2 separate regions of the Homo sapiens genome follow, and region 2 is linked to region 1. A link is an interaction called in ENCODE POLR2A ChIA-PET data of the cell type or tissue named here. Cell type or tissue: Caco-2. All regions are shown on one strand. Links, peaks and the distances in the headings refer to the core of each region. The heading gives the core; the rest is flanking DNA.

Region 1 (12,640 bases), core at 3,155-11,154:
AGCAGATCAAAAAAAAAAGTAGCTAATCAAAGAATAGCTTTGATTAGCACATATATGCTAAAAGCATGTTTACCCTGCTGCCTGCTGCTAGATTCAGGCAATTTCAGACATTATCTGTTCCACACATAATAACAAATTTTAAAACAAGTGCCATTTCTTTTACATGGTCAGCTAGGGATAAAGAACAGTCTCATTGAAAACAGTACATGGCTGGGTGCGGTGGCTCATGCCTGTAATCCAGCACTTTGGGAGGCCGAGGCAGGTGGATCATGAGGTCAGGAGTTCAAGACCAGCCTGGCCAAGATATGAAACCCCATATCTACTAAAACTACAAAAATTAGCTGGGCACAGTGGCAGGCGCCTGTAATCCCAGCTATTCTGGAAGCTGAGCAGGAGAATCACTTGAACCTGGGTAGCAGAGGTTGCGGTGAGCCGAGATCGTACCACTGCACTCCAGTCTGGGCGACAGAGTGAGACTCCATCTCAAAAAACAAAACGAAACAAAAAAAAAGTACAAAGTACCTAAAATATGTTTTAAACACCCTTTAAAGTTATCTAAATATTACTTAGTGATATAGTTTGGATATTTTTCCCACCCAAATCTCATATTGAATTGTAATCCCCAGTGCTGGAGGTGGGGCCTCGTGCAAGGTGTTTGGATCACAGAAAATTGGTACCAACGAGTGGAGCATTGCTATAAAGATACCTGAAAACATAAAATTAACTTTGGAACTAGGTAATAGGCAGAGGTTGGAAGACTTTGGAGGGCTCAGAGGAAGACAGGATGATGAGGGAAAGCTTAGAACATCTTAGAGACTGGTTCAGTGGTTGTGACCGAAATACTGATAGTGATATGGACAGTGAAGTCCAGGCTGCTGAGGTCTCAGATAGAAATGAGGAAATTATTGGGAACTGGATCAAAAGTCACCCTTGTTATGCCTTAGCAAAGAGCTTGGCTGCATTCTAGTCGTGCCCTGGGGATCTGTGGAAGTTTGAACTAAAAAGTGATGCTTTAGGGCATCTGACAGAAGAAATTACTAAGCAGCAAAGTGTTCAAGAGATAGCCTGGCTAATTCTAACAGCTTACCTCAGATGGGGGAGCAAAGAAATGACCTAATGTTGGAACTTACATTTAAACAGGAAGCAGAGTATAAAACTTTGGAAAATCTGCAGCCTGGCCATGTGGCACAGAAAGAAAAAGCTTTTTAAGGAGAGGAACTAAAGCAGGCTGCAGAATGACCACTTGCTAGGGATATTTGCATAACTAAAAGCGAGCCAAAATAATGGGGAAAAAGGCTTGAAGGCATTTCAGAGATCTTCCCAGGAGCCCCTCCCATCATAGGCCCAGAGGCCTAGGAGGGCAGAATGGTTTCACGGGTCAGGCCCAGGGTATCCATTGCCCTGCACAGCCTTGGGACACTGCTTCCCACATTTCAGCTGCTTAGCTGCAGCCGTGGTTCAAAGGGGCCCAGTTATAGCTTGGACCGCCACTTTGGAGAACATAACCGTTGGCAGCTCCTGCATGGTGTTAAGCATGCAGGTGCACAGAATGCAAGGATGAAGAACTCTTGGTGGCCTCCACCTAGATTTCAGAGGATGTATGAGAAATTCTGAGTGCACAGAGAAGCCTGCTGCAGGGAGAGAGCCCTCACAGAGAACCTCTGCCATGGCAGTGCCAAGGGGAAATGTGAGGTTGGAGCCCCCACACAGAGTCCCCACTGGGGCACTGCCTAGTGGAGCTATGAGAAGGGGACCATCATCCTCCAGAAACCAGAATGGTAGATCCACCAGCAGCTTGCACCCTACACCTGGAAAAGCCACAAGCATTCAACTCCAACTGGTGAGAGCAGCCCAGGGGGCTGAACCCTGCAAAGCCACAGGGGCAGAGCTGCCCAAGGCCTTGGGAGACCACCCTTGCAGCCGTGTGCCCTGGATGTGAGACATGGAGTCAAAGGAGGTTATTTTGGAGCCTTAAGATTTAATGACTCCTGCTAGGTTTTGTTTGCCTGGGGCCTGTAGTGCCTTTCTTTTGGCTGATTTCTCCCTTTTGGAATGGGAATGTTTACCCAATGCTGCCTATATCTCCACTGTGTCTTGGAAGTAAAGACAGAGTCTCGCTCTGTCACCCAGGCTGGAGTACAGTGGTGCGATCTCAGCTTACTGCAAGCTCTGCCTCCTGGGTTCACACCATTCTCCTGCCTCAGCCTCCCGAGTAGCTGGGACTACGGGTGCCCACCACCACACCTGGCTAATTTTTTGTATGTTTAGTAGAGACGGGGTTTCACCATGTTAGCCAGGATGGTCTCTATCTCCTGACCTCGTGATCCACCCACCTCAGCCTCCCAAAGTGCTGGGATTACAGGCATCAGCCACCGCATCTGGCTGAAGACACTATTAACAGAAGTGTTAGCTGGGTTAAAAGAACCAACAAAGGATGACAAAGGACCCAGTTAACTGGCAACTGTGGGAAGCCATCACAATTCATAGGACTGAGGGTTAAGGCAATGATAGAACCTAGCAAATGCTAAAACCATGTAGAAGGGCCCTAGGTGGGAGCCACAGCCATAGAGGAACACAGTGACACCAAGGCTCAGCCCTGCAGAAAGGGAGTGAGAGAAATTAATAACCAGAGCAGTCTCTCCTCCTTATAATTCTGCTGGGGCCTCCCTTTGACTAACCCAACAGCCAGAATGCAAGAGGGCCTGGACATCCAGTCTGTAGAAGTCAACTTCCAGGGGCATAGAGCAGGGCAGAGGAAGACACAATCTGGAGGGGCAAATGGAAAACACACAACACTGAACTTAAGCAGATTGAAATAGATTGAGAAGACCGGTAGGATTGAGAGCAAATGTTTGTCCAATAAGTACTCCAGAAGGACAGGAGAAGGAGCAAGGGAAGGAGGCAATGGTTGAAGATATAAAGACTAAGATTTTTCCAGGAAAGATAAAGTACCAGAATGATAAATAAGAAATCATAGACAGAATGCAGAATACCAAAGCCAAGAACAATTTGTTAAAAGCAACTGAAAGGAAAAGCCAGATTGCCATCAAAAGAGCAACAGTGAGTGTGACAGCTGACTGCTCAACAGTAACATTGAGAGACAGGAGACAGTGGAATATCTTCAATATTAAGGAGGGGGGGTGGGAAACAAACAATGCTGCCAAACTAGAATTCGATGCCCAGAGAAAATATCCTTTAAGGATGAGGAGAAAAACATTTACAGACAAAGGAACACTGAGAAATCTTACCATAAGCCAACCCTTTGTAAAAGAAAGTTTAAATAATATACTTGCAATAGAAGCAAAGTGATCAGAATGAGGAACAAATAAAGTGCATAAAAAACAATAGTAATATCTTATTACATTTTAACACATAATTAATAAAGCCTATAAATCAAGAAAGGGATAGAGTTAAGAGTTCTAGGTCCTACTTTCAGAACTAGGGTAAAGTACTGATGAACTTAAGACTTGGTAAATTAAGTATCCCTGTTATAATTCCTAGGTTAATGATTATAACTACACAAGCAGAATGTATAACTTCCAAATTAGTAGAAAAAAATCTAAAATGGTTAACAAAAGCTAATTGAAATGAAGGCAAGAAAAAAGTGAAAAGAAACAAAAAAATGGAAAAACCACAAATAATATGGTAGCTATAAACCCAAATGTGTTAATAAGTACAATAAATGTTTAATTCATAAAGATAACTTTAATGTAAACCAATAACGTAACCTTGAAATATAGAATGCGAAAATTGACTTACAAAGAGAAACTCGTTTCTCTGTACATGAGTACAAAATTCTACCTGAAAGTTAACGAGGTAAACATCCATCTTAAATTTAAGAACAGCAAAATAAAGTAAAAGAACAAATAAAATGAAGGAATGAGCAGAAATTCATGCTGTATAAAACAAAAGTTGATAAGGAAAAGACTAAATGGTCAAACCTGGGGCAAGACTGATGAAGAAAAGTGAATAGTGGAAATACTGTTTCCAGCCTAGAGGTGGCTCCTGAATGTGTGGCCTCATTCTTCAGCCCCATTATTCTGTTTGTAACTCTATAGAAATAGCCTATGGGATAGGGTAGTTCATCTGGCACACCCTAGGCGGGGGGCTCACTTTTAAAGTGTGGCAGTGTGGGTAGAGTTGCCTCACCCACCCCCACACCCAGTGACCTCAGTCCACCCTTGCCTTTCATCAGGGTCTTTGTATGTAGTCATCCCTTGGTATGGGTGGAGCATTGGTTCCAGGAATCCCTGTGGACACCCAAATCAGTGGATGCTCAAGTCCCTGGTATAAAATGGCATAGTATTTGCATATAACCTATGCAATCCTCCTGTGTACTTTGTCATCTCTAGGTGATTTATAATACCTAATACAATGTAAATGATATATAAATAGTTGTACTATATTGTTTAGGGAATAATAACAAGAAAAAGAACTCTAGGCCAGCACGTTGGCTCACGCCTATAATCCCAACACCTTGGGAGGCTGAAGCGGGAGGATCTCTCTCTCTCTCTTTTTTTTTTTTTTCTGAGATAGGATCTTGCTTTGTAGCCCAGACCCAGGCTGGAGTGCAGTGGCACTATCTTGGCTCACTGCAGCCTTGACCTCCCAGGTTCAAGTGATTCTCCTGCCTCAGCCTCCCGAATAGCTGGGAATACAGGCACGCATCACAGCGCCCAGCTGGGAGGATCTCTTCAGCCCAGGAGTTCAAGAGGGCAACAGTGAGATCCCATCTCTACAAAAGATAAAATAATTAGCTGTGCATGGTGACAAGTTCCTGTAGTCCCAGCTACTCAGGAGGCTGAGGTGGGAGGATCATTTGAGCCCAGGAAGTAGAGGCCACAGTGAGCTGTGATCACACCACTGCATTCCAGCCTGGGCGACAGAGCCAGACCCTGTCTGTAAAAATAATAAATAAATAAATAAATAAATAAAATAAATTCAGCATTATTTAAATACCTTATGGTAGACTCACTGATTTAAACTCATGCCACTGATTCCTCTCTGCTAAGTGAAAGATCTGTTCCTCAAGTGTCTCATTTTGCAGACAAGAAAGCGAGTTCCACACATTACATGACAGGCCTATGTTCTACTAGGCCGGGTCCACACATTACACAACAGGCCTACCTTCTACTAGGCCGGGCTGCACATTACGTGACAGGCCTACCTTCTACTAGGTTGGGTCCACACGTTGCACAACAGGCCTACCTTCTACTAGGCCGGGTCCACACGTTACATGACAGGCCTACCTTCTACTAGGCCGGGTCCACACATTACATGACAGGCCTACATTCTACTAGGCCAGGTCCACACATTACACGACAGGCCTACCTTCTACTAGGCCAGGCCACACATTACATGACAGGCCTACCTTCTACTAGGCCGGGCCACACATCACGTGACAGGCCTACATTCTACTAGGCAGGGTCCACACGTTGCATGATAGGCCTACATTCTACTAAGCCGGGCCACACATTACACGGCAGGCCTACCTTCTACTAGGCCGGCCACACATTACGCGGCACCTACCTTCTACTAGGCCGGGCCGCACATTACGCAACAGGCCTACCTTCTACTAGGCTGGATCCACACATTACACGACAGGCCTACCTTCTACTAGGCCGGACCGCACATTACGCGGCAGGCCTACATTCTACTAGGCAGGGTCCACACGTTGCATGATAGGCCTACATTCTACTAAGCCGGGCCACACATTACGCGGCAGGCCTACCTTCTACTAGGCCGGGTCCACACGTTGCACGACAGGCTTACATTCTACTAGGCCGGGTCCACACGTTACGTGACAGGCTTACATTCTACTAGGCCGGGTCCACACGTTGCATGATAGGCCTACATTCTACTAAGCCGGGCCGCACATTACGCAGCACCTACCTTCTACTAGGGCGGGCCGCACCTTACGCGACAGGCCTACCTTCTACTAGGCCGGGTCCACACGTTGCACGACAGGCTTACATTCTACTAGGCCGGGTCCACACGTTACGCGACAGGCTTACATTCTACTAGGCCGGGTCCACACGTTGCACGACAGGCCTACATTCTACTAGGCTGGGTCCACACATTACGTGACAGGCCTACCTTCTACTAGGCCGGGTCCACACGTTGCACGACAGGCTTACATTCTACTAGGCCGGGTCCACACGTTGCACGACAGGCCTACATTCTACTAGGCTGGGTCCACACATTACGTGACAGGCCTACCTTCTACTAGGCCGGGTCCACACGTTGCGCGAGAGGCTTACATTCTACTAGGCCGGGTCCACACGTTGCACGACAGGCTTACGTTCTACTAGGCTGGGTCCACACATTACGTGACAGGCCTACCTTCTACTAGGCCGGGCTGCACATTACGCGACAGGCCTACCTTGTACTAGGCCGGGCCACAATTCTTGCCTTCCTATTGTGTTTCCCACTTCACACTGCCTGGCTTCTGTCACGTCCACCCCAAGAGACCTGTGTGCATTCAGACGATTCGCCACGCAGTGGAGCTCCCTTGAAAGTCGCTCCTTGACTGCACCTAAGAAAACAGCATTTCTTCCATTTCTTCAAACCTAACATTTTGTATATGAAAATCTAGGCAGGGCTTGTGCCCCAGTGACTGGAAGAAGAAATTCTAGGAGTACACCTCAGGGTGTTTAGTGAATCGCAACTGAATTCAACAGACGCTTACTGAGCTCCAGCTGTGCGGCAGACCCTGTACTAAACACGTGGGGACATTAGTAAATAAAACAACATGTCACTATTGCTGCATCAGGACGTGTGCTCGGGACACCACGGGTGGATGCCGTCAGGAGAATTAATTCAAACAAGCACATCATCTGAGAACTGTATTGTAAACTATTTCTCATTAATAGATGTGCTACTTTTTCTGACTGCTGAGAACCTATAAAATCATGAAAGTAACTTGTATGTATTTCCCTTTTAAACATCAAATTTTTATGTAAGTGACTTCCTCTGAAGCACAGGCATTTCTGTGTGCTGGTTTGATCTGCTGTGGTGGTGACTAGTGGACACACAAGGAGCCAGGCAGGGCCTGCAGAGGCCAGACCCCATCCCAGCCACTGAACAGTGCCAGGTCTTGAGCCTCCTGAGCCTGCCCTGGCTTCCACCCCCACCGCTACTTTCCCAGTCACACTATCATCTCATGCCTGTCCCCAGACCCTTGAATGGCAGAGTGGGAGGCTTGAGCGTCTGTGCAACAGTGACAGCCGACATTTGTTGAATGTTGTGGAGCTCCAAGCTTTCGATGAGCGTGAAGCTGTTTAATCTTCACAGCACCCTTGAGGTCTGTATTAGCAGGTGTTTCACGGTTGAGGTAAACTACATCTTGTTGAACTTCTGTAAACACAGAACCGATTACAGTCTGGCCTAATGGGCGAGGGAGCTCGGACCAGTGGCCTGGCCTCATTTCTGTGTTCTGAGACAAGCAGCCCAGGTCAGAGCAGTGCTTTCCAGATGACAGTGTGCACGCCACAGCCCCTTGCTTTACGTGAGTTATTTCTAGTCCCGAGAGCAAGGCTTCAAGAGAGCCTTTCACATTCCCAATTTATAGATAAGGAAACCGAGGCCCGGAACAATGAAGGAAGCTGAGAGCACACAGGCCGTGGGTGCCCAGGCCTCTCTGAGAAACACTCAGACGCATTTGCCACGGTAAGGCTCCCTGGGAAGTTGCGGTTTCAGAAGCTCAGCATTGTCTGGAGAAATAGTTAATGGGGGAAAGAGGCAAACTCCCCAGGGAACACTCCTCAAGGGGAAAATCCCTTCCCACCCGCCCTGGGTTTCCGTGGGAGCGAGCCATGTAGACAAAGCACCTGCTGAGTCACTCCTCATGGGACCTTGACCACTGCCCCTCCTGGTTACCCCGTGCTGTCTGGAGGTTGAATCGAGTGTTTGCCATTCCAAACCAGCTCTCCCAGACCTCGCACAAAAGGTGTGATGTTTGATTAGCTGTGCAGAAGCAGGCTCACTCCCCAGGTTCTCCGACTGTCCACCTTTGGGACACAGGGAGCTGTTGATGTTTGTCAAGTTGGGTCCATCCTTGGGAGTTTTGAAGGTTGTAAAGGACCACATGGGGAAAGGGCACTTCCTAAGGTTATTCCCACCTAACTTAAGGTCATGGACCAGAGTTAGGGGACTGGAAATACTCTGTCACACCTCAGCATGAAAACACGGCAGAAATCCTGAGAGAATGCACTTTTCTCACTCCACGGTATCACTGCTTCCCTGAGATGGTGGAAGATAACATGTTATTCATGAGGGCTAAGCTGTTAAGATCTAGTGCATGTAACCTCTGGAAGCTCTTAACTACAGCATGCAAATGACAATACTGTATGGTTAAAAATTTAGCTAACGGGAACCAGTGTGGCTGTGGCTAGAGCACAGGGAAGTATGTTAAAAGTTCAACAGGCCAGGCGCAGTGGCTCACACCTGTAATCCCAGCACTTTGGGAGGCCGAGGCAGGGAGACCACGAGGTCAGGAGATCGAGACCATCCTGGCTAACATGGTGAAACCCCGTCTCTACTAAAAATACAAAAAATCAGCCGGGTGTGGTGGAGGGTGCCTGTAGTCCCAGCTACTTGGGAGGCTGAGGCAGGAGAATGGTGTGACCCCGGGAGGCAGAGCTTGCAGTGAGCTAAGATCATGCCACTGCACTCCAGCCTGGGTGACAGAGCAAGACTCCGTCTCAAAAAAAAAAAGTTCACCAAAAGCGGATCACGTTCGGATTTTTAAGTGAGAACTGAATGGTTGTTGTTTTATAGGAGTGGGGTGTGCCATGCCCTGTGTGAGGAAGAGGTTGTGCTATCCCAGCCACCCTGCGAGCTCCCCCTGCCCCGGTGAGTTGTCCCTGCTGCACTCTCCAGCAGTCTGGGCCCATTTCCATCAGGGCTTTGGCAGGTGGGACTCTCATAGCACATCCCCCTCCATCACCAGACCAGAGCTCCTTTACTCTCTGCAAGAAAGGCAGCCCGCAGCACAGGGTCAGCAGCTGAGTGGGCACTGAGTGGGTGCTTGCCCCTCGACTTCTCCCATTAGCCTCCTTGCCTCTTTGTCCCACCCACAGAATCACAGTGGTAACGCCTACTGCACGGGGAGGAACTGAGCATGGTTTCAGTAGCTTAGCTGATGCGTCTCCAGAAAACTCGATGTGGCTCAGCAGCGAGCCCTCCAAACAAACAACAGACAGAACTGCCAGCATTCTCTGTAATGCCAAGACCTGCTGGGCAGCATGTGTGGCCTTGGAGAGGGGAAAGAATGCGGCTACCTGGGGCTGCATCTTCTTTATTTTCTAACTACTTTTCTCTGCCTTATGTCATTTACTTGTCAATATCAGATCTCAATGTAGAATGCCTGATATTCTCAGTGTTTGATTCTCAGCAAGTGCATACTTCATACCAGTCAAACGGCTTACATAGAAATGGAATGTTTCATGATTGCTTGGAAGTCTCTAAACACCCCTTTCTTGGTCTAACTCTGACGCTGTGGCTGTGTGATCTGTCTTCCTCTGGCTTCTACATGAGTGGACATGAACCCCTTTGGAACCTGTCACCCCTCTGAGAATAGAATGAGAGCTGTGGACTGTCCTGCCACAATTCCACAGACTGGGTAATACATAAGGAATAGAAGTTTTTTTGGCTCATGTTTCTGGAGGCTGGGAAGTCCAAGAGCATGGTGCCAGCATCTGGTGAGGGCCTTCCCCTGGTGGAAGTGGGTGCAAGAGACAGAGAGAGGCTGGGTGCGGTTGCTCACGCCTCTAATCCCAGCACTTTGGGAGGTCGAGGCAGGCAGATCACCTGAGGTCAGGAGTTCAAGACAAGTCTGGCCAACATGGCAAAACCCTGTCTCTACTAAAAATACAAAAATTACCCAGGCGTGTTGACACATGCCTGTAGTCCTAGCTACTCAGGAGGCTGAGGCAGAAGAATCGCTTGAACCTGGGAGGCAGAGGTTGCAGTGAGCTGAGATTGCACTACTGCACTACTCCAGCCTGGGCAACAATTGCAAAACTCCGTCTCAAAAAAAAAATAAAGAGAGAGAGAGAGGAATGGGAATGAACTTATCAGGAGCCACCTCCCTCGACAACGAATCCACTCCCGACACAAAAGCATATTCCATCCACAGGGGCAAAGCCTCAGGCCTAATCTCAGAAAGGCCCCAACACGGTTACAAGAGCAACTCAGCTTCCAGCACGTGAACTCCGGGGCACTAGCAGACTCCGCGCTCAGAACATTGGCACTTCTCATTTGAACTCTATCTTCACACACCCTGCGTGAACTGGGAAGCGCCCTCAGCAAATAGACTCATGTGGCTACACTAAGCTTGTTCACTTTGCCTCCCGCCTTGCAAGGGTTTTGCCCTTCCAGTTTCTGTCAGCTTCTGGGTGATCTCTAGTGCCTTCAAACTGTTGTTTTAATATCTAATACAGAAGCTATCATCGTTATTAGCAGGAGAGTTCCTCCAGTACAGGCAACTCTGCCGTGGCCGAAAACAGATTATGCAAAACAATTTCACCCTGTGGATGTACATGCAGATTATGGACTGATACATAATCAAAATCAGAAATCTTTACAAATTGAGGAAAATGTTTTTTCCTACTATTGTTATAAAATAGTTTGGGCCACTTCTACTTCCTAGTATCCCTGGATTACGTAACAGTAACAGCTGCGATTCAGTTCCACATTCTACATGTAAGGAGCGAGGGGTGGGAGCCCAGCCTTCCTGCCTTGCATCTCCCCTGTCCTTGTGCTTCATCTCAGCAGCATTACGTCATACTTGCTAATAATTCACCTAAGAGTGACAAAAATAATTTTTATAAGCATGTCACAAAAAGGAAGGAAAAGTTTCTTTTCCCTGCTTTGATATTAGAACCAAATGGAGCTCTGGAAGTTTTCAATAAAATGAAAAATGATTTAAATTGGAGGAAAAAATTCTGTTCCAAAGGCTTACCCAAATAACTCTTTTCTAAAACTGCGGCTGGGCTTGCAGAACTGCCAGAGGGACTGGGCATGAAACGTGCTGGGCGGCTCAGTGTGCCCGTGTGCACTAATGCTGCTTTAATTGGATTTTGCAAACACTGATGATGTCCTCTGACACGCAGCAGAGCAATCTCAGGGCAGTGGAGCCAAGGCCACCGCTTGGAGCCCTGACACATCCATCATAAAACGCTCAGCTGGGCTGGGAAGTAACCTTAGTACTTCCACTGTCTCTTCTCAGTCTCTGCCTTCCATTTCCTTTGCCCCTAATCCCTCTGGCTCTGCTTGCAACATGTACTTCAAATGTCTTCTCTCTTTATGCTCAGTCCGGTCTTACAGTTACCATAAGAAGAAAAAAACACATTCCTTACACATCAAGAAAGAAAACAACACCTCTGACCTTGAGAGCAATCAAAGCTGACACGGCTGAATTTTCCCTGTTTGCAAATGAATTCAGTCACCCATTCGAGGATCCAGAGTAAAATAAACACTTCAGTGGTCACTCAGGGCAGAGTGTTATGGCACAGAAGTCCCGATGAGTGCTTTCAAAGGACGGCTGTGCAAATATTTACAAGCTCTTAGAGACTCAGTCCAGTCCCACTTGTGAGCCAGGGATTCTGATAATTCATAGAATGACAGAACCCCAGATTTGGGAGGGGTGGAAGATATTGCTTAATCCAGTGTGTGACACCCATCATGGAATTTTCCCTTAAAACGCCCCTGAAAGATGGGTGTTAGTGTTCTGCCCTGTGGCAGGAGCTCCGGCTTCCAAAAGCACTCTCCTACTGCTGGGAGTGACAATGCTTAGACATTTCTTTTTGCAGTAACTAAACCTTCCTTCCAGAACCTTCTACTCATTGGTCCTTGATCTGTCCTTGAGCTGTATAAATGTATAGTCATCGAATCCATAAGTATAGGCATGCAAGAAAGTAATTTCTTTAAGTCAATTTCCATTCATGTCTAAGCCTCCTTCCATCAGCATTGTGTCGACACTTCATCTCAGTCGTTATTAGTTCCCAGTCACTGCCCGACGGCCCTGGGACAACAAAGAGGTCACCGGAGTTGTGGCAGAGCCTAGCACCCAGGGACCTCCTGCAGGCGTCAGTCCGGGCTCATGACTGCTGAAATGCTTACGGTCCCTTGCCTTCCATGTGGGCTCATGACTGCCAAAATGCTCACGGTCCCTTACCTTCCATGTGGGCATGCAGGTCACGAACTCCCGTCAGCTGCATGTGAGGTCCTCTCTTTTGGACATCTCCATAAAATGGGAGTCAGCCTTCCTCTAATCTTGGGATAGTTCCATTCCCTTCTTCCCAGAGCAGTTCTTTTTCTCCTAATTTTCTTTTATTTTTTTTTGAGACAGAGTCTTGCTGTGCTGTTCCGGCTGGAGTGCAATGACGCAATCTTGGCTCACTGCAGCCTCTGCCTCCTGGTTCAAGCAATTCTTGTGCCTTAGTCTCCTGAGTAACTGGGACTACAGGCGTGTGCCACCACGCCTGGCTAATTTCTGTATTTTTAGTAGACACAGGATTTTGCCATGTTGGCCAGGCTGGTCTCAAACTCCTGGCCTCAAGTAATCTATCCACCTCTGCCTCCCAAAGTGCTGGGACTACAGGTGTGAGCCACCGTGCCGAGCCTTTTCTCCTAATTC
Region 2 (12,640 bases), core at 2,480-10,479, 110 kb after region 1:
GACGGTGTTGTTTGGGGATGGCATGATAGAGACGGACAGTTCGTAAGTATGTTTTCTGTGTGTTTACTATTGTGCTGCGGTATGCTGGGCTATACATTTTAATTTATTATTATTATTATTATTATTATTATTATTATTATTATTATTATTTATTTTTTGAGACAGAGTCTCACTTTTGTCACCCAAGTTGCAGTGGCGTGATCTCAGCTCACTGCAACCTCCACCTCCCAAGTTCAAGTGATTGCCGGGTTCAAGTAATTCTCGTGACTCAGCCTCCCGAGTAATTGGGATTACAGGCATGTGCCACTACACCTGGCTAATTTTTGTATTTTTAGAGATGGGATTTCGCCATGTTGGCCAGGCCGGTTTTGAACTCCTGACCTCAGGAGATCCACCCGCCTCAGCCTCCCAAAGTGCTGGCATTGCAGGCATGAGCCACCGGGCTGGCCAATTTTAATTGTTTTTAACTTAAAATTAATAAAGATTTACTCTAAACAGTGGGTAGTTATTTGAATGCTTATATATGGCTGTGAATTACTATAACATTAATGATTTCCAAATTGGAGAATATGAATTCTTGTTTGGTGTACTTAAGCCAGAGGTTGTGTGCAAACTCTTGTTAGCACTAAAGCATGCCCTGAGCTCTGTGTTGACTTTTTTCTGTCTGTGAATTTTGCCAGCTCTTCTGTCTTCCTGGCCGCAGTGTTGTCAGAGCCCTTTGAGGGCATCTTATCTCGTGGGCAGTGTAGTTGATTCGATAAGCATGTGAGCCCATTGAAGGTATAAGTCACACTGCAGAAGACAAACTTACCTAAAAATCTGTGCTTCCTTATATCTTTGTATGTGTCTGAGGCAGGTAGAATTTGCTGCTTTTAACTGCCTATGAAATCTTGGTTCTGTCTTCTTGCAGTTAGAATTACTGTGGAGCTCTTTCTTTTTCAGAACCCCGAGATAAGGCTGTCCCTCTGGTTTGGAAGAAGCTTAGCAAATGACTCTATGGGCAGCTAATTTGAGCATCTTTCCAGAAATTCTGTAATAAATGTCAACATCATTCAACAACAGGAAATTAGTTTTCTTCCACAAAACAGACATTTATCGAAGCAGTGTGATTGAAAGCACATACTCAGAGTAGCAAGATCTCATTATTCAACCAGTGGTTTATTCATGATTTTTGTGGGCAATGAAGCAAGGAAAAGTATTGATATTAAGGAGGTAGAGATGGCTCAAATGTCAACACTTACTATATGGAAATAAACAAGTAGAAATCCCCTTCTGTAGTGTAAGGAATGATCCATCAACCTCTTTTATTTCCGTGCCCACACTGGGAGTTTTTCTGGAGAGAGTTATGTTCAAATTCATTAGTTTTGCTCCTTAAATAGTTGTGGAGGCAAAACAGTATAAAACTACATCTTTAAGATAATCTGCAGTTAATCTTTTACAGAAGTGACATAATTTTCAGTTAGTTACCAGTGTCACTGCCTCAGACATCAACAAAGAGCATAAATGATGCCTAAGTGAGAGGTGTGCTTCCAGTTTTAAATTAGCTTTTCCATTATGAGGTATTCCCAAACAGTATTCTCATACGAAGCGTTACCACGTTTAACGATGGTGCCTTGCCTTTCAGAGCTTCAATTTTCAAAGTGCTGTTACAGGTGTCTTTTTTTTTTTTTTTTTTTAAGCAAATCTTAATATAGCAGCTATTACTCCATTTCACAAAGAACTGGAGGTAGAGCCTTGTATGGTTCTGAAGTCAGCAAATTGCCCTGAATTACTAAGCTTTTTAGTGCATCTGTAGGAGTGGTTGGTGCTTGCATGGAATGTTTCTTTCCCCTATTTCTCACCTGCTTTCTGTACCTCACCGGCCAGTCCCCCTTCTCCAGCATTAATTACTCCAGTTCCTAGTCAGTAACTTGTCAGAGAGACTGTTCTGTCTCGTATCGGTAGTTATACAAGCTTATTAATTGATACGTTATTTTTCAAAGTGGAGCATATTGTTTCGCACAGGATGGGGTGGGGTGGAAGGGTTTATTTAAAGCATCAGAACTCAGGCATGTTCACTTTGGAATGTGGCTGTTAAGGTCAGCTTGCCTGTGGTTTTAATAACCATTGCTTAGCCATACATTTTTAATGGAAAAATAAGACTTATAGTCAAGCAGACGACACTGGAGTTTTTTTTTTTTTTTTTTTTTTTTCAAGGATGGAGTCTTGCTCTGTCACCCAGGCTGGAGGGCAGTGGTACTATCTCAGCTCACTGCAACCTCCGCCTCCTGAGTTCAAATGATTCTCCTGCCTCAGCCTCCCAAGTAGCTGGGATTACAGGTGTGTGCCACCACACCCAGCTAACTTTTGTATTTTCAGTAGAGACGGGGTTTCACCATGTTGGCCAGGCTGGACTTGAACTCCTGACCACAAGTGATCTGCCCATCTTGGCCTCCCAACATGCTGGGATCGCAGGCATAAGCCACCACACCCGGCCGACGCTGGAGTTCTTGATAACCATTTAGAGTTCCATATTACTGCAAGAGAATAACCATATTTTATAGAAATAGTAGGAGATTCAGATCTTTGTTTAATACAAACTATTTCTCATAAATTATAAGTTAATGAACTCTTGATGAGTGTTGAATTTTGCTGAACGCAATTGCTTAGAATCTAACTTTCTAATTACCATCGTTTTTATGGGGAAGTTACTCTACCTTTCTCTGCCTTGGTTTTTTCATTTGTGAAATGAGTCCAGTGAATAACGACCTCCAAGACTTGTTCTGATTCAGTACAAGGAAGTGCGTAGAATGTGCTCAGCACGTGGTAGATCCTTGAATGTCATTAAGCCTTAAAAGACATCTTCATTCTTTCATTCCTGGTGACATCTCTTCAGTCACAGCATTGATTGAACATTTCCTAACTGCATACACTTGATTTGGACTTCTTCACTAAGAGGTAGTCATTGGTTAAGGGTAGAGTCCTAGTCATTTGTGGCATAAAACCTTGCAGAAGTTGTCAAATAGTGGAAAATATAAATTTATGTTATTTATTAAACATTGATTCATTCCTCATATATCTTGAGCACCTCCCTACTGAATTCAGGACTGTGCTGGCTATCAGCAGTACTACAGTGAGGAAAATGCCCATGGTGACTGCCACCCTGGAATAGGAGGAACACGAGGGCCACGGGAGCCCCAACAGCCATGCTGTCACTGCTTTCAAAGTGCTGTTGGTCTGTATTAATAAACCACAAAATGTATTTTGGTACTATAGGACAGTCAACTGCAAAAGGTACTAATAATAGAGAAGGTTACTGTTAGTTAGTGTTGGGAATTTAAAGCACGTGTAGTATGTGCATGAGCTGAGGGGAGCCAGCTAAGTGGATGGAATGGAACCGAGGCTGGAAAACTGGATTGTGTGGTGGTGGTGAAAACAGACTGGGTCTAATTAGGAAAGGTGATGTATGGAAGTATTAGAGTGGGAAAGAGAATAGAGAAATGAATTTACAAAGACAACAGATCAGGTGGAGCGGCGTAAACGCTGCCAGAGGCAGTGTTGTGGGTGACCTGTGGCTGTCTCCTGCCCCCTCATGTAGCTCCATGAGCTCCTGTCTGCTTCCTTCACCATCACACCTGCCAGCTCAGTGCCGTGCCTGGCACAAGCATGCTGGTGAACATGTCAGAGGCACTTGTTGGACAGATGGGTGGATGAGAGAGAAGAGGGCAAGTAACACTATGCAGAAGCAGAGGCCAAAAATGAAGTTTAGATGCAATGCAAGAAGGAAAATTGAAGAATTGGTGCTTCTTGATTATAATATTCTTGAAGGAACCCAATAATTTGCCCTATCACCAGTACTTAAAACAAAAACTAAAAAGAATTCCAGATAGATACTCATTTAAACACCTGGTTTTATGGGCATGGTGCTCATTGGTGCTCCAGTGACTGGGGGAGCAGGAACGAACAAACCACATCAGCTGCCTTCTCTCAGTTTCAGAAATAGTTTCATGTTTTTTACTACCAGCCCCATCACCTGAGCCAATGTGGATTTATTCTGTCTTTTAAAAATTGTTAATGCACCCATCGTTTATTTGACGGCTCATGGTGGTCCTTTCCAGCCCTTCTCCTGTGTTCTGGGCCGCAGAAACTGGTGTGTCTATGCTGCATGCTGGGGTAGTGCAGTGTAACTGCTCCCAGCTTGCAGCCTGATTCCAAGGGGCACCGGGGACCAGGGACCTGTCCCTTCCTCCAGAAGCTTTGACTTCCTGCACTGTGGTGTGAAGGTGGGTGGCACATTTGAAAAGGCAAATCATGTGTAAGTTTGTTGAAGGATTGTGTGTTTGGACATTTGACTTTTCTTTAGGCTTTGGGGAGTGCTTGTGTAAGCATAAGAAAGGCTTGTATCAGAAAAATCAGGGGAGTAGGGAGTATCCACATGGTGGGGGACTTTTGTGGGTTTATTCGCTGTGTCAGGAAGGACCACCAGTCCCCAGTCTCTGGGCAGGATGTTCTGGACAGACGGACGGGAAGAGCAAAAGTGCCAGTGTGCCCAGAGACAGCAAGGAGGTCAGTGTGCCTGGAAATGGACAAGGCCAGGGAGCAGTGAGCACAGGAGGGCGCTGTGGCTGCAGTGGGAACTTCGTCTTTTACTCCAAATGAGCCAAGCTGATGCGGGAGGGTTTTGAGTAGAGGACTGCCCTGTGGGACTAACTGAGCATGCGTGACTGTCATGATGGCCGATGAGCTTGGTATGTGCCAGGCATCATGTTGTTGTGCTGTCTTCCAGGTGAGGTTTAGCCCATGTTCCACAGCTGTCCATGGCAGCTTTGGCCTCAGCCCCAGTGATCTGAGAGTCCGTTGTCCAGAACACTGGACTAGCAGCTTCATGGTCACCTGTGGATTTTCTTTCAAGGTGATACTGAAGCTCTATTGGGAATGGGAACAGGTAGTTCTGTGAAAAATATGAGATATTTTATCTTCTTCCTCAAAGGATGCCTGAGCTTTCTTATCCTGTAGTATCCCTGACAGACCTGTTAGAACACCTTCATTCTTAGGAGCAATTTTCATCTTCTACACCTTTTGTTTATGTGACTTTTTGAAGCTTTCTTTCTTTCTTTTGTTTTAGAGATGGAGTTCTGCTCTGTCCCCCAGGTTGGGTGCAGTGGTGCGATCTCAGCTTACTGCAACCCCCGCCTCCTGGGTTCAAGTGATTCTCCTGCCTCAGCCTCTCGAGTAGCTGGGATTACAGGCATGCGCCACCACGCCCGGCTAATTTTGTATTTTTAGTAGAGACAAGGTTTCTCCATGTTGGCCAAGCTGGTCATGAACTCCTGGCCTCAGGTGATCCGCCCGCCTTGGCCTCCCAAAGTGCTGGGATTACAGGTGTGAGCCGCCGCGCCCTGCTGACTTGTTTAAGCTTTCTAATTAGAATTTTATTCATCTGCCTTGTATTCAAGTTTGTAAAACCCTGAATTGTGATTTTATTAGGAGTCTAGGAAGTCACCAGCTATTCCTCAGGTATAGTTTGTGAAACACTGAATCTTTTGGTGGCAGGCGTGTCCTTCCCCATCTCTGCAAGCCTTGGTCTTGGGAGGAGGAACTTAAAACTTGGGGGGAATTTAATGGAATTCTGACTGCTTTTTTTTTTTTTTTAATTTTGAACCTGATTTCATTCCAAAGGTGTGTATAAATACATAGGCTGAGCCTTTGGAGCCTATATCTGATGTCTCTTAACTCTGCATTAATGAGTAAAATTGTATTTGGTTGACATTTGGATACAAATGTCTATCTTACATTTCTTCCTAGGTACCAGCAACTAAGGTTTCAGAGCTGAACCCTAATGCAGAAGTGTGGGGGGCTCCTGTGTTACATCTGGAAGCAAGCAGTGCTGCTGACGGTGTGAGTGCTGCATGGGAGGAGGTGGCTGGCCACCACGCAGACCGTGGCCCGCAGGGTAAGTTGAGCATGGCCGTGGTGTGCAGCCCCCTGCTTTCAGGCCTGTGCTTTTGTTGCCATTTTAATCTGTCTTTAAGATGTTGTTCATTCATAACTGTGTCATGGTATGTGGCAGTGCTTGAGAGCCCAGAGGTCTTTTACAGTCTAAAGAAGTTGAGTCACTGCAAGTGTAAGCTTTGTTTTAAGAGAAAGTTATGCTTCTAACCCTGCCTTTTTGGGGTAAACTCCTAATTGTAGGATCGGATGCCAATGGTGATGGTGACCAGGGCCATGAGAATGCCGCATTGCCAGACCCGCAGGAGTCGGACCCAGCAGACATGAACGCTCTCGCTCTGGGTCCCTCAGAATATGACTCTCTGCCTGAAAATAGCGAGACAGGTAAACATATCTTATGGGTGCATTTTCCCAGGGAATATGGGCTGCTTTATTTATTTTTTTTATTTAGAGTATTAACATTCTCTACACAATGGGTCTTTCTTTGCCTGCTTTTAATTCTACTTTAAACTCACCCTTATGTGGATGCAGAGAAGATGAGAGGCCCTGGTTAGGGAGGTGCCATGGAGGAATGTAAGGTCTCAAAAGATGAAACCTGGGCCGGGCGCGGGGGCTCACGCCTGTCATCCCAGCACTTCGGGAGGCCGAGGCGGGCAGATCACGAGGTCAGGAGATCAAGACCATCCTGGCTAACACGGTAAAACCCCGTCTCTACTAAAAAAAAAATACAAAAAAAATCAGCTGGGCGTGGTGGCGGGCGCCTGTAGTCCCAGCTATTTGGGAGGCTGAGGCAGGAGAATGGCGTGAACCTGGAGGCGGAGCTTGCAGTGAGCCGAGATCGTGCCACTGCACTCCAGCCTGGGCGACAGAGCGAGACTCCATCTCAAAAAAAAAAAAAAATGAAACCTATTTAGTAGTGCGAAGTGTCAGTAAAAGTGCAGAGGTGGAACGTTAATGTTGGATTTGAGAGTAAGACAGTTTGGGTAAAGGGAGGGGGATAGAGAGGGAATGCTGTGGTATTGTAGGTAGGGGCAATTGAGGCCCCATTTGCAAGTCTTAGAAGCCATTCACATTTGAACTTCTTTCCTGTTGATGAGGAAATGAGTGACATGAAGAAAATAAGTTGTTTGGGGAAGGTAAATTTTGCAGGAGTGTGAAAGAATGGCTTGGAGGAAAGCAAATGTAAGACCATCTGGATAGAATCTCTGTTGTTCTCATGTAGGGTTGTAAGTACCTTAGTATGTAGTAGTGGCTAAAAAACGGAAAGGAAGAGAGTAGGTGGGAAAGGAGATGTTCAGGCCCAGTTATGGAGTGTACCACACGTTACTGGAAATGCAGGAACTTTTTCATGTTTTCATTTTTTTTTTTTGAGACGGAGTCTCACTGTCACCCAGCCTGGAGTGCAGTGGTGAGACATCGGCTCACTGCAAGCTCCGCCTACTGAGTTCATGCCATTCTCCTACCTCAGCCTCCTGAGTAGCTGGGACTACAGGCGTCTGCCACCACGCCCGGCTAATTTTTTGTATTTTTAGTAAAGATGGGGTTTCACCATGTTAGCCAGGATGGTCTCGATCTCCTGACCTTGTGATCTGCCCGCCTCGGCCTCTCATGTTTTCATTTTTATTACCACAATTGTTCTTAACCAGTCCCTGTCCCCTCCCCCACCCCACTTGCCATGGGCTTTTCGTTATCCCAGTGACCAGGGAATGCACTGGGCAGGGCTGGAGAGGCCAGACCTCGATGCTGTAAGGCACAGCCATGCAGAATGACTTCATTGGCTTAAGACTGTCAAAGTCAGAAACTGTCACTTAAGAGGGAAAATGTGTAGATGTTCTGTGACGGTTGTTTTTTTTTTTTTTTTTTTTTTTTTAACTTCAGTGGAGCTTATTGCTTTAAATAATTGTTTGGTAAAATGAATCAAGTATTTATAAAGGTACAAAAATTAAGCCATGCTTGTTTCTTGTAAATATAAATTTGCCATCTTGAATTTGCATAAAGTGAATTTCCCGTCTACATGAGCAGTTTTCTAAATCTGAGGAAGGCCAGTATTCAGCAATGTAATTTGATTACATCCCCCTTGTTAATTCACCAGTAACTGGTTAGTGACTTGGGAATGGCAGAACATTGGGATAAACTGGAGTCATGTTAGAGTCCATTGAATTTAAGATGGCAAAGGAAAGGAATGCTCATCATTAAAACAGATTTTTACAAAAGATAAAAAGGCATTATACATTGAGGGAGTGAGAATCCTAATGGTAGGAAGTAAAATGGTTCAAAATAAACAATTTAAGTTTCAGACTAAATTGAAATGACCTAATCTTGAACTGGGGTCAGAATTTATACAGAAGATGGAAGATAGATAGGAGGTAGACAGATGTGAAGATCTGTCTTGAGGATGGAAGATGGGTAATGTTATCAACAGTGAAATAACTTGTGAAAATCTGCCTGAAGACAGGAGATAGATAACGTTACCAAAAGTGAAATAACATGTTAAAATCTATCTGAAGATAGAAGATAGGGAACATTATCAAAAGTGAAATAACAACATGTTAAAGTATATTCTGGAAAGTTTAATTTCAAAAGGTGATTCTTTTTAAAAGGGGTATTTAAAACTATTTTCAAAAAGAAGAAAAAGAATACCTTCTGCTTTGTCTTCCTCCTTCATCTGCCTCCACCTACTCCCTCTCTCACTCCTATAAAGCATTAGTGAGGCATAACCGATGTACAATAAACATCATATACTTCAGGTATACCCCAGATTTTCTGTAGCTTACAGACAATTGAGGAAATAATACATTATTAATGTGTTGCCTCTTTCATTCCTCTTTGCTTTGTCCACCCAGTTTGATAAGTTGTTCTGTACCTGTAAAATCCTCAGCACAATCAAGATCACGAACATCCCAAACACCAGGAAGAGCTTCCTGTGCCCTCTCCTTTCTCCGTGGAACCGGTGGTCTGTTTTTTTCTTTTTGAGATGGAGTCTTGCTGTGTCACCCAGGCTGGAATGCAGTGGCGTGATCTCGGCTCACTGCAACCTCCGCCTCCCGGGTTCACGCCATTCTCCTGCCTCAGCCTCCCCAGTAGCTGGGACTACAGGTGCCCACCACCACACCCGGCTAATTGTTTGTATTTTTAGTAGAGACGGGGTTTCACCGTGTTAGCCAGGATGGTCTTGATCTCCCGACCTCATGACCCGCCCACCTCGGCCTCCCAAAGTGCTGGGATTACAGGTGTAAGCCTTCATGCCCGGCCCAGTGGTCTGTTTTCTATCACTATATGTCAGTTTGCGTTTCGTAGATTTTTTTTCTCTTTAAAAAAAAAGATGGAACTCCTGGGCCCAAGAGATGTGCATCAGCCCCACAAGTTGCTGGACAACAGACGTGTGATAGAATTTGACAGTGTGTACTGTTTTTGTCTGACTTAGGTTACTATTTTTGAGACTGATTCATGTTGTAACATGAATTAATCATTTATTTTTATTGCTGAGAAGTATTCATGATATGGATAGATCACAGTTTGTTTTTCTATTCCCCTATTCATGGATTTTGGGATTGTTTTCAAAATGTGGCTTTGCCAATAAAAAGTGTTCATAAAAGTGAACATTTGTCAGCAAGATTTCATATAAACATATGTTTTCATTTCTCTTGGGTAAAATACCTAGGAATGGAGTAGCTGGATCATCTGGTAGGCATGTTTATCCTTTTAAGAAATGGTAAGGCAGTTTTCCAAAGTGGTGGTACCATTTTCTATTCTCAACCAGTGGTGGATTAAAGCACCACATCCTTATGACCCTTATGACCTCAGGGTCAGTCTTTAATTTTAGCTGCTGTAAAAGGGAGACAGTAGAATCTTACTGTGGCTTTAATTTATGTTTCCCTAAGGACTAATGCTATCAAACATCCTTTTTAAAAAAAAGACTGTTTTTTTTAGAGCACTTTCAGGTTCACAGCGAGTTTTAGTGGAAGGTATAGAGATCTCCCATATACTCCCCTCCCCCCCACCCCCACACATGCATGGCCTTCTTCACTATTCACACTCCCTCACCAGAGGGTGCCTTTGTATAATTGATGATCCTATATTGGCACATCATTATTACCTGGAGTCTACAGTTTACATGAGGGCTCACTCTTGGTGTTGTACGTTCTGTGGGTTTGGAGAAATGTATAATGACATGTACCCTCCATTGTAGCATCAGAGAGAGTAGTTTCCCTGCCCTAAAAGTCATCTGTGTTCTGCCTACTCACCCCTCCCTCCCCCCAACCCCTAGCATCCATTGGTTTTTTCACTGTCTCCATAGTTTTACCTTTTCCAGAATGTCATAGGGTTGGAATCCTGCAGGATGTAGCCTTCTTAGATAGGTTTCTTTCATTTAGTAACGTACATTTAAGCTTCCTCCATGTCTTCAAGGCTTGATAACTCATTTCTTTTTAGCACTGAATAACATTCCATTGTCTGGACATACTACAAATTACTTAGTCATTCACCTACTGAAGGACATCTTGGTTGTTTCCAGGTTTTGGCAATTACAAATAAAGATGCTGTTAGCATTCATGTGCAGGTTTTTGTACGGAAGGAAGTTTTTAACTCCTTTGGGTAAATACCCAGGAGTGTGATTGCTGGATCATAAGGTCAGAGTATGTTTAGTTCTGTAGAAAGCTGCTGAACTGCCTTCCAGAAGTAGAATTTCTGGATCATATGGTAATTCTTATGTTTAACTTTTTTTGGTGGAATCACCATACAGTTTTCCATACAGGCCATAGTATTTTACATTCCCACCATCAGTGTACAAGGGTTCCAGTTTTATTAAATCCTTGCCAATACTTGTTATTTTCTGATTTTTTTTTTTTTTTGAAATGGAATAATTCTGTTGCCCAGGCTGGAGTGCACTGGAGCAATCTCAGCTCACTACAACGTCCACCTCCCGGGTTCAAGCAATTCTCCTGCCTCAGCCTCCCAAGTAGCCTAGATTACAGGTGTGAGCCACCACGCCCAGCTAAATTTTGTATTTTTAGTAGATACGGGGTTTCACCATGTTGGCCAGTCTGGTCTCAAACTCCTGACCTCTGCCCATCTCAGCCTCCCAAAGTGCTGGGATTACAGGCGTGAGCCACCACACCCAGCTAACTTTTGTATTTTTTGTAGAGACAGGGTTCAACCATGTTGTCCAGGCTGGGTTCGAACTCCTGACCTCAGGTGATCTGTCTGCCTCGGCCTGCCAAAGTGCTGTGATTACAGGCATGAGCCACTGCGCCCAGCCTATTTTCTGATTTTTTTGATAGTAGTCATTCTAGTGGGTATATCTTTGTAGTTTTGGCTTGCATTTCCCTAATGGTTAGTGATGCCAAGCACCCTTTTTGTTCTTATTGGCCATTTGTCTTCTTTGGATAAATGTCTATTCAAATCCTTTGCCTATTTTTGAATCAGGTTTTTGTTAATGTCTTTAGGAGTTCTCAATATATTCTGTGTATTAATCCCTGATCAGATACATCAATCACAATTATTTTCTTCCATTATATGGGTTGCCTTTTTATTTTATTCAAAGTGTCTTTTGATGTACAAAATTTAAAATGTTCATAATGTTCAGTTTGTTTATTTTTTGTTGGGCTGCCTATGCCTTTGGTGTCATATCTAAGATAACATTGTTGAATTTATTATAATGAAGGTTTTGTCTGTGTTTTCGTCTGAGTTTTATCATTTCGGGTCTTACATTTAGATCTTTGATCATTTTGAGTTAATTTTTGTATATGGTATAAAGTATGGATCCAACTTTGTTTTTGCATGTGGATATCCAGTTGTCCTTGCACTATTTATTGAAAAGACTGCCCTTTCTCTATAGAACGATCGTGGCACGCCTGTTAAAAAAAACAATTGGCCATGTATGCAAGGATTTCTTTCTCGGCCCTCTCTTCTGTTGCATTGGGCTGTGTGTCTAATAGGCCACCGCAGGGAAAGCCTGGAATTTTAACTGTGGGCCTACAAGAATATAGAGGAGCCCTCATTGTTAACCAACAGGGGGATCCAAAGTAGGAGTTTAAGCTTAAAAAATTTTTAATTTTGTTTCAGGTCAGATTTTTGCTCTTTAATTTTAAAGAGAATTTTTAAGGCTAACCATAGCATTGTTGGGTCTTTCTAGAAATTGGCTTGCATTTCCTAGTGGTTAGTGATGCCAAGCACCCTTTTTGCTCTTGATGTTTTTATCAGTTGTTTAGGATGAGATTTCTAAAATCCTTTTTTAAATTTACAATTCTAATTTAAAGGATCCATCTTTTGGCCATTGACATTTAGAATTTTCAGTGGTGTATAAAGTCCAGGATAGATCCTGGAGAGGACATAGAAGAAGCAATTCCAAAGATACCTCCCACAAAACATTTACTGTCAGGAATGAGCTCAATCAGCAAAGACTCTTGTTGACACAGACTAACCAGGCAGCAGGAGTTGAGATGACAAAAGCCCCTTACACGTGGGACCTCTTATTAAGACAAACTCCCGAGCGCTTGACGTATGCAGAACAAAAAGTCTTGGGTTCCTGTCTTCAGACCGGCCACCCGACCTGATCCGAAAATCGTACCTCCCCCAATGGTGGAGACCAAAGAGTGCTCCCACTTGGTCACAGTTCAAGCTCTCAAGGACATAAAACAAGACCCAAAAAACTTTTGTTTCTGAGGCCTTCATTTTGGGGTATTGTTTTCTGAGTGCCAGCAGAGGTTTCTGT

Evidence for each region. Peaks named below come from ENCODE experiments on the same cell type or tissue, not always from the same donor. Only the 100,000 strongest peaks of a DNase experiment are listed, where the experiment ranks them.
Region 2: POLR2A ChIA-PET joins it to region 1 with 5 read pairs; 5 of 35 experiments call an interaction of 5 or more read pairs at or near these places.

The regions. Positions count from the first base shown.
Region 1 is chr10:969,434-982,073 of GRCh38, reverse strand. It overlaps a transcript of LARP4B not described here. Among named protein-coding and RNA genes, the nearest start is that of GTPBP4, 13 kb to the left of the region's middle. RefSeq lists an enhancer at 7,731-8,025. In Caco-2, for the core only: no CTCF peak of the experiment used is centred there; DNase peaks (open chromatin) are centred at 7,883, 10,253 and 10,719; H3K4me3 peaks cover 214 bases.
Region 2 is chr10:857,415-870,054 of GRCh38, reverse strand. LARP4B (La ribonucleoprotein 4B) reads left to right here. Exons shown (of 18, transcript NM_015155.3): 4 at 5,785-5,932; 5 at 6,172-6,312. Among named protein-coding and RNA genes, the nearest start is that of LARP4B, 68 kb to the left of the region's middle. RefSeq lists an enhancer at 6,295-7,139. In Caco-2, for the core only: no CTCF peak of the experiment used is centred there; no DNase peak of the experiment used is centred there.